2 separate regions of the Homo sapiens genome follow, and region 1 is linked to region 2. Evidence: chromatin loops called from intact Hi-C (ENCODE). Cell type or tissue: endothelial cell of umbilical vein. All regions are shown on one strand. Links, peaks and the distances in the headings refer to the core of each region. The heading gives the core; the rest is flanking DNA. Region 1 overlaps PEX7 (peroxisomal biogenesis factor 7). Region 2 has its middle 50 kb from the start of IL20RA.

Region 1 (5,392 bases), core at 182-5,181, 250 kb after region 2:
GACACATACACCCTCCCAAGACTAAACCAGGAAGAAGCTGAACCCCTGAATACACCAATAACAGGCTCTGAAATTGAGGCAATAATTAATAGCCTACCAACCAAGAAAACTCCAGAACCAGACAGATTCACAGCCGAATTCTACCAGAGGTATAAAGAGGAGCTGGTACCATTCCTTCTGAAACTATTCCAATCAATAGAACAAGACGGAATCCTCCTTAACTCATTTTATGAGGCCAGCAGCATACTGATACCAAAGCCTGGTAGAGACACAACAAAAAAAAGAGAATTTTAGACCAATATCCCTGATGAACATCAATGCAAAAATCCTCAGTAAAATACTGGCAAACTGAATCTAGCAGCACATCAAAAAGCTTATCCACCAAGATCAAGTTGGCTTCATCCCTGGGATGCAAGGCTGGTTCAACATACACAAATCAATAAATGTAATCCATCATATAAACAGAACCAAAGACAAAAACCACATGATTATCTCAACAGATGCAGAAAAGGCCTTTGACCAAATTGAACAGCCCTTCGTGCTAAAAACTCTCAATAAACTAGGTATTGATGGGATGTATCTCAAAATAATAAGAGCTATTTATGACAAACCCACAGCCAATATGATAATATTTACTGAATGGGTAAAAACTGGAAGCATTCCCTTTGAAAACTGGCACAAGATAGGGATGCCCTCTCTCACCACTCCTATTCAACATAGTGTTGGAAGTTCTGGCCAGGGCAATTAGGCAGGAGAAAGAAATAAAGGGTATTCAATTAGGAAAAGAGGAAGTCAAATTGTCCCTGTTTGCAGATGACATGATTGTGTATTTAGAAAACCCCACCGTCTCAGCCCAAAATCTCAAGCTGATAAGCAGCTTCAGCAAAGTCTCAGGATACAAAATCAATGTGCAAGAATCACAAGCATTCCTATACACCAATAACAGACAAAAAGAGAGCCAAATCATGAGTGAACTCCCATTCACAATTGCTACAAAGGGAATAAAATACCTAGGAATCCAACTTACAAGGGATGTGAAGGACCTCTTCAAGGAGAACTACAAACCACTCCTCAACGAAATAAAAGAGGACACAAACAAATGGAAAAACATTCTATGCTTATTGATAGGAAGAATCAATATCGTGAAAATGGCCATACTGCCCAAGGTAATTTATAGATTCAATGCCATCCCCATCAAGCTGCCAATGACTTTCTTCACAGAATTGGAAAAAACTATTTTAAAGTTCCTATGGAACCAAAAAAGAGCCCACATTGCCAAGACAATCCTAGGCCAAAAGAACAAAGCTGGAGGCATCAAGCTACCTGACTTCAAACTATACTACAAGGCTACAGTAATCAAAACAGCATGGTACTGGTACCAAAACAGAGATCTAGACCAATGGAACAGAACAGAGCCCTCAGAAATAATGCCGCATATCTACAACTATCTGATCTTTGACAAACCTGAGAAAAACAAGCAATGGGGAAAGGATTCCCTATTTAATAAATGGTGCTGGGAAAACTGGCTAGCCATATGTAGAAAGCTGAAACTGGATCCCTTCCTTACACCTTATACAAAAATTAATTCAAGATGGATTAAAGACTTACATGTTAGACCTAAAACCATAAAAACCCTAGAAGAAAACCTAGGCAATACCATTCAGGACATAGGCATGGGCAAGGATTTCATGTCTAAAACACCAAAAGCAATGGCAACAAAAGCCAAAATTGACAAATGGGATCTAATTAAACTAAAGAGCTTCTGCACAGCAAAAGAAACTACCATCAGAGTGAACAGGCAACCTACGAAATGGGAGAAAATTTCTGCAATCTACTCATCTGACAAAAGGCTAATATCCAGAATCTACAAAAAACTTAAAAACAAATTTACAAGAAAAAATCAAACAACCCCATCAAAAAGTGGGCAAAGGATATGAACAGACACTTCTCAAAAGAAGACATTTATGCAGCCAACAGACACATGAAAAAATGCTCATCATCACTGGCCTTCAGAGAAATGCAAATCAAAACCACAATGAGATACCATCTCACGCCAGTTAGAATGGCGATCATCAAAAAGTCAGGAAACAACAGGTGCTGGAGAGGATGTGGAGAAATAGGAACACTTTTATACTGTTGGTGGGACTGTAAACTAGTTCAACCATTGTGGAAGACAGTGTGGCGATTCCTCAAGGATCTAGAACTAGAAATACCATTTGACCCAGCCATTCCATTTACTGGATATATACCCAAAGATTATAAATCATGCTGCTATAAAGACATGCATATGTATGTTTACTGCGGCGCTATGCACAATAACAAAGACTTGGAACCAACCCAAATGTCCAACAATGATAGACTGGATCAAGAAAATGTGGCACATATACACCATGGAATACTATGCAGCCATAAAAAAGGATGAGTTCATGTCCTTTGTAGGGACATGGACAAAGCTGGAAACCATCATTCTGAGCAAACTATTCCAAGGACAGAAAACCAAACACCGCATGTTCTCACTCATAGGTGGGAAGTGAACAATGAGAACACTTGGACACAGGATGGGGAACATCACACACCGGGGCCTGTCATGGGGTGGGGGAAGGGGGGAGAGATAGCATTAGGAGATATATCCAATGTAAATGATGAGTTAATGGGTGCAGCACACCAACATGGCACACATGCACACACATGTAACAAACCCGCACGTTGTGCACATGTACCCTAGAACTTAAAGTATAATAATAAAAATAAAAAAATAAAAATAAAAAAAGAAGTAAAGTCTTAAGAACACAAAAGAATAGTAATATTCTCCTGTTTTCTCTCTGAAGCTAAGGTACACAGCGCCACCTAATGGTAAAAACAAGGCCACCATTCACTACAAGTAAGGCTTTTGGTAAATACAGAATAATTTACCTGAGGCTGAAGCAAAACAACCAGGGATGTGGGGAGACCAGATTGTGCTATAAATAATACTTTCATGGCCTCTAAAGGTGCACAGAGACTTTCCAACAGTTGGATCCCACTACAAATAAATGAATAGATCAATTACTTGAGGGATAAATTCAAATTTATGCTTTTACATATACTACATACACCAATAAACTATATACATTTATATATATGCATACAATATATATACAGATCTCAAGGATTTTTAAAGATCTGTTTTGATATAAAGCAAGACTGTATTTAAGGGCCAAACTAATGCTGAGCTAACTATTAGTTCACAGCCAAAAGATTAGAAAATTTTAAGTTCTAATAAGTGTTTTAATTTTTTTTTTAAAAGAAAGCTCAGCTGTCGAATCATAGAGCTACAGAAGTATGTTGGAAAAAGAGAAGAAAATTTAGTGGAAGCTCTAGAGAAGGGAATATTCGTTTTTGAATACAATAATGCTAACATACCAATTTGACAGTTTGATCCCATGAGCCAGACACCACAAGCTGTTCACCTCTGGTTTGGCTCCAATCAACACTATACACCTAAAAACATTGAAAAGTGTTTAGAAAGCAAAAGACCATCAAGTTCAACATTGCATTTTATCTCTTGTTACATAACAATGAGAGGCAGAACAACTAATTTACTATGTCAAAACATCAAATAATTCCTATCCATCTCAACAAGGTGTCTGAGAAATGAAAAGTTGATCTTGTCCATTCCTCCAGACTTATTCCTTACAGATAAGACTCCATTCTGCTTTCACAGAATTCTACAGTATACTTCCAAACCTTCTTCACTAAAACAAATTATACATATTTTAAAACCTACCAACAAATCACTGTTTGCAGCCCCACGAAGAAATGTCAAAGCAGATTAGAAAGTTAGTCATCTAAAAAAGCTTGCTGGGTCAATGTTTATTGGAAAGCATTAAAATTCAATTAATATCCCTATCTGGCCTTTCTTAGAAAAAGCTTGCAGGAACCAGGTGATCCTTCCAGATCTCTTGGTAAACAGTTTTAGTTATCCAATGCTGCTATTCTAAAGTATATGCTTCACTGCTCTCAGTGAACCATTTCAAATGAACTACTTGAAAACTTTTGGAAATGTTTTCATTCTTTCATTTTATACAACAGATTATACACAGATCACTGCTGTAAACTAAGTTCAACAAAATATGTGCATAATTATACTTTATGAAATTAGTCCTGACAAGGACCTGAGTATATGCCATTGGTATATCACATTGGTGATCAGCCAGCAGGTTACTTTGAATCTTACTACTCTCTCCCACATATACGTAGGAAGTATGAGTATCTGGGCTTAAGCCGCTTACATGTGGGTTACTTTCTCTCTGCTGCCCAGTACTATATTGAGCCATGTTGGAGGCTGAGGAAAAAAAACATCAGTAATACTGATCCCGTCACTTATAGGTGGAATCTAAAAAAGTCAAACTTAGAGAAACATACAGTAGAGTAGTGTTTGCCAGGGGCTGGGGGTGGGGGAAATGGGGATATGTTGGTCAAAGGATACAAACTTTTAGTTATAAGATGAATAATTTCTAGAGATTCAATGTACACCATGGTAACTATTATAAATAATAATGTATTACTGAATACTTGAAATTTGCTGAGAGTAGATCTGAAATGTTCTTATCTCACACACAAGAAAATGGTAACCATTCAAGTGATGGATATGTTAATTAGCTTGACTGTAGGAATCATTACTCAAGATATATTTAGATCAAAACCCTAAGCTGTACAACTTAGATTTTTCTTTTTTTTTTTCCAAAACAGGGTCTTGCGCAGTCGCCCAGGCTGGAGTGCAGTGGGCACAATCTCAGCTCACTGCAGCGATGACCTCCTGGGCTCAAGCGGTCCTCCCACACCTCAGCCTCCTAAGTAGCTGGAGTCACGCTTGCGTGCCACCACACCCAGCTAATTTTTTTCTTATTTTCTGTAGAGACAGTGTCTCACCATGTTCCCCAGGCTGGTCTCAAACTCCTAGGCTCAAGCAGTCCTACCGCCTCAGCCTCCCAAAGTGCTAGGTTTACAGGCATGAGCCACCGTGCCCAGCCTACAAATTTTTATTTGCCAATCATAATAAACCTGGAAAAAAGTTTAATAAAATTAATATTAAGCTTCAAAAAAAGTAAAATATCGATATTTTGTTCATAATGGGTTTTTTGCATTAATTTTTATTTTTAAAAACATTAACAAATTATCTTGATTATCAAGTTTTTTGGGGCCCCCTTAAATTGTGTACCTAGAGTGAGTGCCTCACACATTCTACCCTAGTCCTGGCCCTGCCTCTGCCCATATTCACGCAAAAGACAGAAGAGTAGTTGGAACACTAAAGGAAGCACAATCCAGCAACAGACAGCAGCTATAAAAGGAATAGAAGGGCCAGTGAAAACCAAAGAGCTGCTGTGGCCATCTGTTAGTTATGGATAGAAAA
Region 2 (5,392 bases), core at 314-5,313:
AAGCGGCTATTTTAGGATTTCAGGATGATTTCTTATAAGAAAGAGCTGGTATACTAACAGTAATTAATCTTTTACTTGCCAGAGGGAAAGAAATACTTTACAATGTCTTCATTATTTTTTCCTATTTCAGAGTTTTCCAATGTCTGAAGGCAAATATGCCTATCAATTGCAAATCACAAATTCTCAACCTGGACTCTGAGGCATGGTATTGAGTAGAATGCTATAAATATGACCCAGCTGTTAACTTTGCATGTTACAAACAGAGATGTTTCATAATGGCTCATCAAGTGACTTATAAACATCAATGATGCAAGACAGAATAACTTGTTTTTTTCTACTATACCATGATGTTAAATACATCTTCTGTATTAGATTTTGTTACCTACATTCTCCCTTTGTTTATTTTTGAAAAATAAAATCCTTTTTATGGTACTCCAGACATACATTTGCATATCAGAGAGTTGGTAAAAAGAAAAAAAGAGAGAGTTATTTGGTATAAAAAGGAGTCATTAAAGACTTTAACATCAATTTGGAAAATTCAAGAATTAAGGCAGAAGACTATCATGCAAAAAGCAGTAAGTTCAAAGTAAGAGTTTAAAAAAGCAAGGGAGATTGTGGGAAATGAGCTGCCACCTTTTTTTCCCAGATTTTTATCTCATTTTAACTTTCTTTTAGGTACAATGGATGCAGACATGTCTGTAAACATTACTAATTTGAAATTACTCCTCTTGAATTTGAAGCGTATTATTTGATGGAATACTGTAAATGTGCTCACAGATGTTTCCTCACATGCTTCAAAACATAGGTGTCCCAACATGGTCAGCCAAGTGGCTTTTAAATATTGATGATGCAAGAAAAATTACCATGTTTTTATATAATTGGGCACCATTGAGGTTTTGCAAGGCTTCAGATTTTACTGGTAATAAAAGCTATAAATTGAGTCTTCCCTTACTACCAATCTCTTCATCTCAGACCTGCCCCAAAACCCTACTTGTCTGACATAATAAACAGTTGAACCCCAGCATAATTAACCAATTTTATAAGATGGTTTTATGATCAACCTAGAATATAGATGATACAAATGTCTTCCCATGTTACAGGGTGGCAAGCCGATTTTCATCAGACATTTATGAGGAGATCATTTTCTCTGACCACTTCATTCCCAAGGCCAGGGCTGATGGGAGGTAGGGTAGGTGGTGAGGGAGACAGTGAGGAAATGGAAGTTCTATCACCAAGAAAATTTCCTGGTGAGTGTGATATCAGGCAGTGAGAGAGTTTGAGAAGCAAAGAGCAGTGGTTTGCTTTTATTTTTTGGTTTTTGTTTTGTGGTGGTGGTGTGGGGTTTGTTTTTAGTGACAGGCTTTAAATCACAAAGAAACATTTCAAAAGTAAATGACATTTAACTTGAATAACTGGACAAATGATTCTTCTAACATCATCTGAAGAGAAGCTATTTACCTTCTGATGCATTGGTGAGGGGCCATATGGTGTTGTTATGCCATTTATGCATAGGAATTCCTGTTTTCATACTGAAGTATGTACACACACACATATATACAGTGTTAGTTCTACTGCTCTCTCATCAGTGGATTTCAGAGATATTTCCATTTAGTCTCATTGAAGGTCTGGTGTGGGAGGATATGAGAGAGGAAGTCACTGGGCCCATGGGAAACTGAGTTTGGGTGCAACCTCTGAAGCCAGAAGAAGGGGAAGCCACCAGTAACCTAGTTATCTCATCCAGGCAACCAGTGATGATTTACATGCACAGCTGTCCTCAGACAGCCCTGCTGCATGGCTGACAATTACAGGATGGTTGAAACCCTGCTCTCTGTGTCTAGTAAATATTATTTCTATTGTCATGTCAAAACACTAGGCCTTTTTTCAATTATTCAGCTTTTCTTTTACAATCATCGATTGTACTGTGGAAAAAACCTCAGGAGAAAACTCTATTATATACCAGCCAGAATCCTTTAACGAGTAATTTTGCACATTTACCATAAACTTAAACTTGAATCTTACACTCTTCAGTGTTTTGGGTTGCAAACAACAGTAGATTTTCTGGCTAACCTGAATTTGTTAGAAGGATATAAATAAGCTCCCAGCGTTGTTGGGAAAACTCAGCATACTTAGGCAGAAACGAAGGTAGGCAAAGCCCCGCCAACATCCTGCAGGGACCTGCTGATCCCGGGTGCTTGCTATTACGCCACTAGCCTACACCTGACATCACAAATAATATGCAAGTGGCTGAGCCTTTGAGATGCCCAGCCACGCTTTGGTCACATGACCATGCTCCAGCAGCCAGGGGTCAAAGAGTCGAAGAAAGATCGTCCCCCTTTGACTTCCATTGCGGCGAGGGACAAGCCCTGTCCCTCACCCATCTTCAGATTCTCCCCAAACAGGAAGGATACTGGGCATCCAGAAGCACAAAATGTTTAGGGCTTGGTGGTCGGTGCTTTAACTACATTTCCTCACTTAATTATGACAACAGCCGCGTCACTCCTGTCTTAAAGATGAGAAATCAAGGCTCGAAAAAGACAAGCAATTGCCCATCATGGTGAGATCTAAGATATTGAAGCCCCATTGCACACATCACAGAAATCTTACATTATGATTAATCTCACTCAAATGTTAGGTGTCTTTGAGTGTATTTCCTTAGAAAAGTTGTGATCTGAATGTGGTAACACTCTTGACCAAAACACAGGTTTCATTAAAAAACAAAACAAAACCATTTCTTCAAACACAGCCGTGTCATAATAAGAGTCTTTAAGAATAAGTTAGTGCCTGTCTATTCCATATTACAAGCTGAAAGCATAATTTCTTTAAGCTTAGCTGTCAATTTATCTGAAAATATGGAAGGAATAACATATTCTTAGTTTACAACAAGGAATTTATGGCTTAAAGATGCTTAGAGGGGACTGTTTTTTTGCTTCTGCGTAGAACCACAGCACGCTACTGACCTCCTGTGGCCATATTTCAAGGTACTGTCTTCTATTTAAAAGGAGCTTCTTCAAAGAGAACAGCAATTGCAGGAGAGGTCCCCCGGGTGTTTGATCCTGATGTGTCATCATTGAGAAACTAGTTGTTGTTCTACTCAAATGTGGAATTACTGAGCCAGTAAGTCCAACTGTGCTCTGCCCAAAAGCTACAGTCTTGTTCCTAATAATTTGCCCAAGTCTTTGCCCACAACATAACTTCTATATTTTTAAAAAATATTCACTGAGCACCTATTGGGTTTGGGGCATCTGACAAACACTTTACCTTGTCTCATTTAATCAATGCAACAACTATATTATTGCCATTTTATAGAGAAATTGAAGTTCAAGGAAGATCAGTAATTTTTCCCAAAATCAGAGGCACAAAATGGGATTTTGATCAAAGGATTCAATCCCCTTCCCCATCTTCAAGGTCTGTAATATGGTTTGGATACATGTCTCCACCCAAATCCCATGTCAAATTGTAATCCCCAGTGTTGGAAGTGGGGCCTGGTGACAGATGATTGGACAATTGGAGCGATTTCTTGTCAGTAGTTTCGCAGCATCCCCTTGGTGCTGTTCTCATGATAGTGAGTGAGTTCTCATGAGATCTGGTCATTTAAAAGTGTGCAGCACCTCCCCACTTCCTCTCTCTTGCTGCTGCTCCAGCCATGTAAGACTCCTGCTCTCCCTTTGCCTTTTACCACAATTGGAAGCTTCCTGAGGCCTCCCCAGAAGCAAAAGCCACCATGCTTTCTGCACAGCCTTGCAGAACCATGAGCCAATTAAACCTCTTTTCTTTATAAATTGCCCAGTTTCAGATAGTTCTTGATAGTAGTGCAAGCACAGACTAAAACAGTCTTCTAACATCACCCATGAAGGCTTCCGTGACTGCTTGGCACACAGAGATATCACCTCCTCAGGACTTTAGTACTTGGCTCATACTCCTTTATATTATTATTTTTATACGTGTAGTAAAAACCTTGGTCAAAGGTCAGATGGGAGGGGTGTTAGTGTGTAAATCTAGAACAAAAAATTCTCCCAGGGTCAAAATCTGCACATGTAGTTGTGAAAAATAATGATGGCTCACATTTACCAGCTGCTAGCTGTGAGCCAGAGATGTCTCGATGTGCTTAACATGTTCTAAATGACTGAGCATGTGGCTTCAAGGCTTAGCTGGTTACAGCGGTTGTCTAGGAAATGACTGAATCTTTTTTACACCAACTCTGCAATGTGGATGTTACTAATATCCCTGGTTTATAGATGAGAAGACTGAGATGTTAAATCTGTTGTTTTCAAAGGTTGAATTGTGTCTCCACAAAATTCATATGTTAAAGTTCTAACTCCCAGTACCCCAAATGCGGCCTTATTCAAAAATATGATGGTTGCAGATGTAATTAGTTAAGATGGGGTCTTATTGGAGTAGAGTGGGCCCTTAATCCAATATGACTGGTGTCCTTCAAAAAGAATGCTATGTGAAAACACAGACACACACACACAGTGATTATACCATGTAATGGCCAGACACGGTAGCTCATGCCTGTAATCCCAGCACTTTGGGAAGCCGAGCCAGGCAGATCACTTGAGGTCAGGAGTTTGAGACCAGCCCCACTAACATGGTGAAATGCTGTCTCTACTAAAAATACAAAAATTATCCGGGCATGGTGGTGGGTGCCTATAATCCCAGCTACTCGGGAGGCTGAGGCAGGAGAATCGCTTGTACCCGGGAGGCAGAAGTTGCAGTGAGCCGAGATTGCACTACTGCACTCCAGCCTGGGCGACAGAGAGAGACCCTGTCATACACACAAAAAAGACTGGAATTATGCTGCTGCAAGCCAAAGAATGCCAAAGATTGCTGGCAAACCACGAGAAGCTTGGAGTAAGGCCTGGAACAGAGTCTCCTTGGTGGCCCTCAGAAGGAATCAACCCTATTAACATCATGGTCTGACTTGCAGCCCGCAGATCTGTGAGACGACATATTTCTGCTGTTCTAAGCCACCCAACTTGTGGTGCTTTGTTACAGCAGCCCCAGGAAGGTACAGTGCTTGGCTAAGATCTCAGAGCCACCAGGTGGGGAAGCACAAAAGCAGACCCCAGCAGTATGGCATGAGAGCCAGTGCTCTTCCCTGCACTGCACAGGCTGGAGAGAAACAGGAGGAGGAAGGAGGTAAGTGATTGCAGAAATATCTCACATCCCTTGGGAGGGTGGCCAGTACCTAGAGCCAGGGGGAAGGGCTTTTATACAGAATCCCCACACTGCAGAAGCAGTCACTGTGTGTGTCCCAGTCTCCAGTTGTACTTCTTATCACCCAGGATTCCGGGTAGTCATACTGATATGATATTGAGCAACATACCATCTGCAGCAACAACAGGGGCAAGGGGAATGGGTGCCCATGCCTCCTTTGACCTTTCCATGAGCC

The links. Peaks named below come from ENCODE experiments on the same cell type or tissue, not always from the same donor. Only the 100,000 strongest peaks of a DNase experiment are listed, where the experiment ranks them.
Region 1: a loop joins it to region 2, with 6 times the contacts of the local background. A loop is called at or near these places in 3 of 110 quality-filtered maps.

What each region holds. Positions count from the first base shown.
Region 1 is chr6:136,843,703-136,849,094 of GRCh38, reverse strand. It overlaps PEX7 (peroxisomal biogenesis factor 7), which reads right to left. Exons shown (of 10, transcript NM_000288.4): 4 at 3,403-3,480; 5 at 2,914-3,022. Among named protein-coding and RNA genes, the nearest start is that of PEX7, 24 kb to the right of the region's middle. In endothelial cell of umbilical vein, for the core only: a CTCF peak has its summit at 2,851 (motif pointing left); a DNase peak (open chromatin) is centred at 2,864.
Region 2 is chr6:137,092,110-137,097,501 of GRCh38, reverse strand. No RefSeq gene overlaps it. Among named protein-coding and RNA genes, the nearest start is that of IL20RA, 50 kb to the right of the region's middle. RefSeq lists enhancers at 233-402, 1,316-1,455, 2,863-3,112, 3,133-3,182. In endothelial cell of umbilical vein, for the core only: a CTCF peak has its summit at 2,966 (motif pointing left); a DNase peak (open chromatin) is centred at 2,951; H3K27me3 peaks cover 429 bases.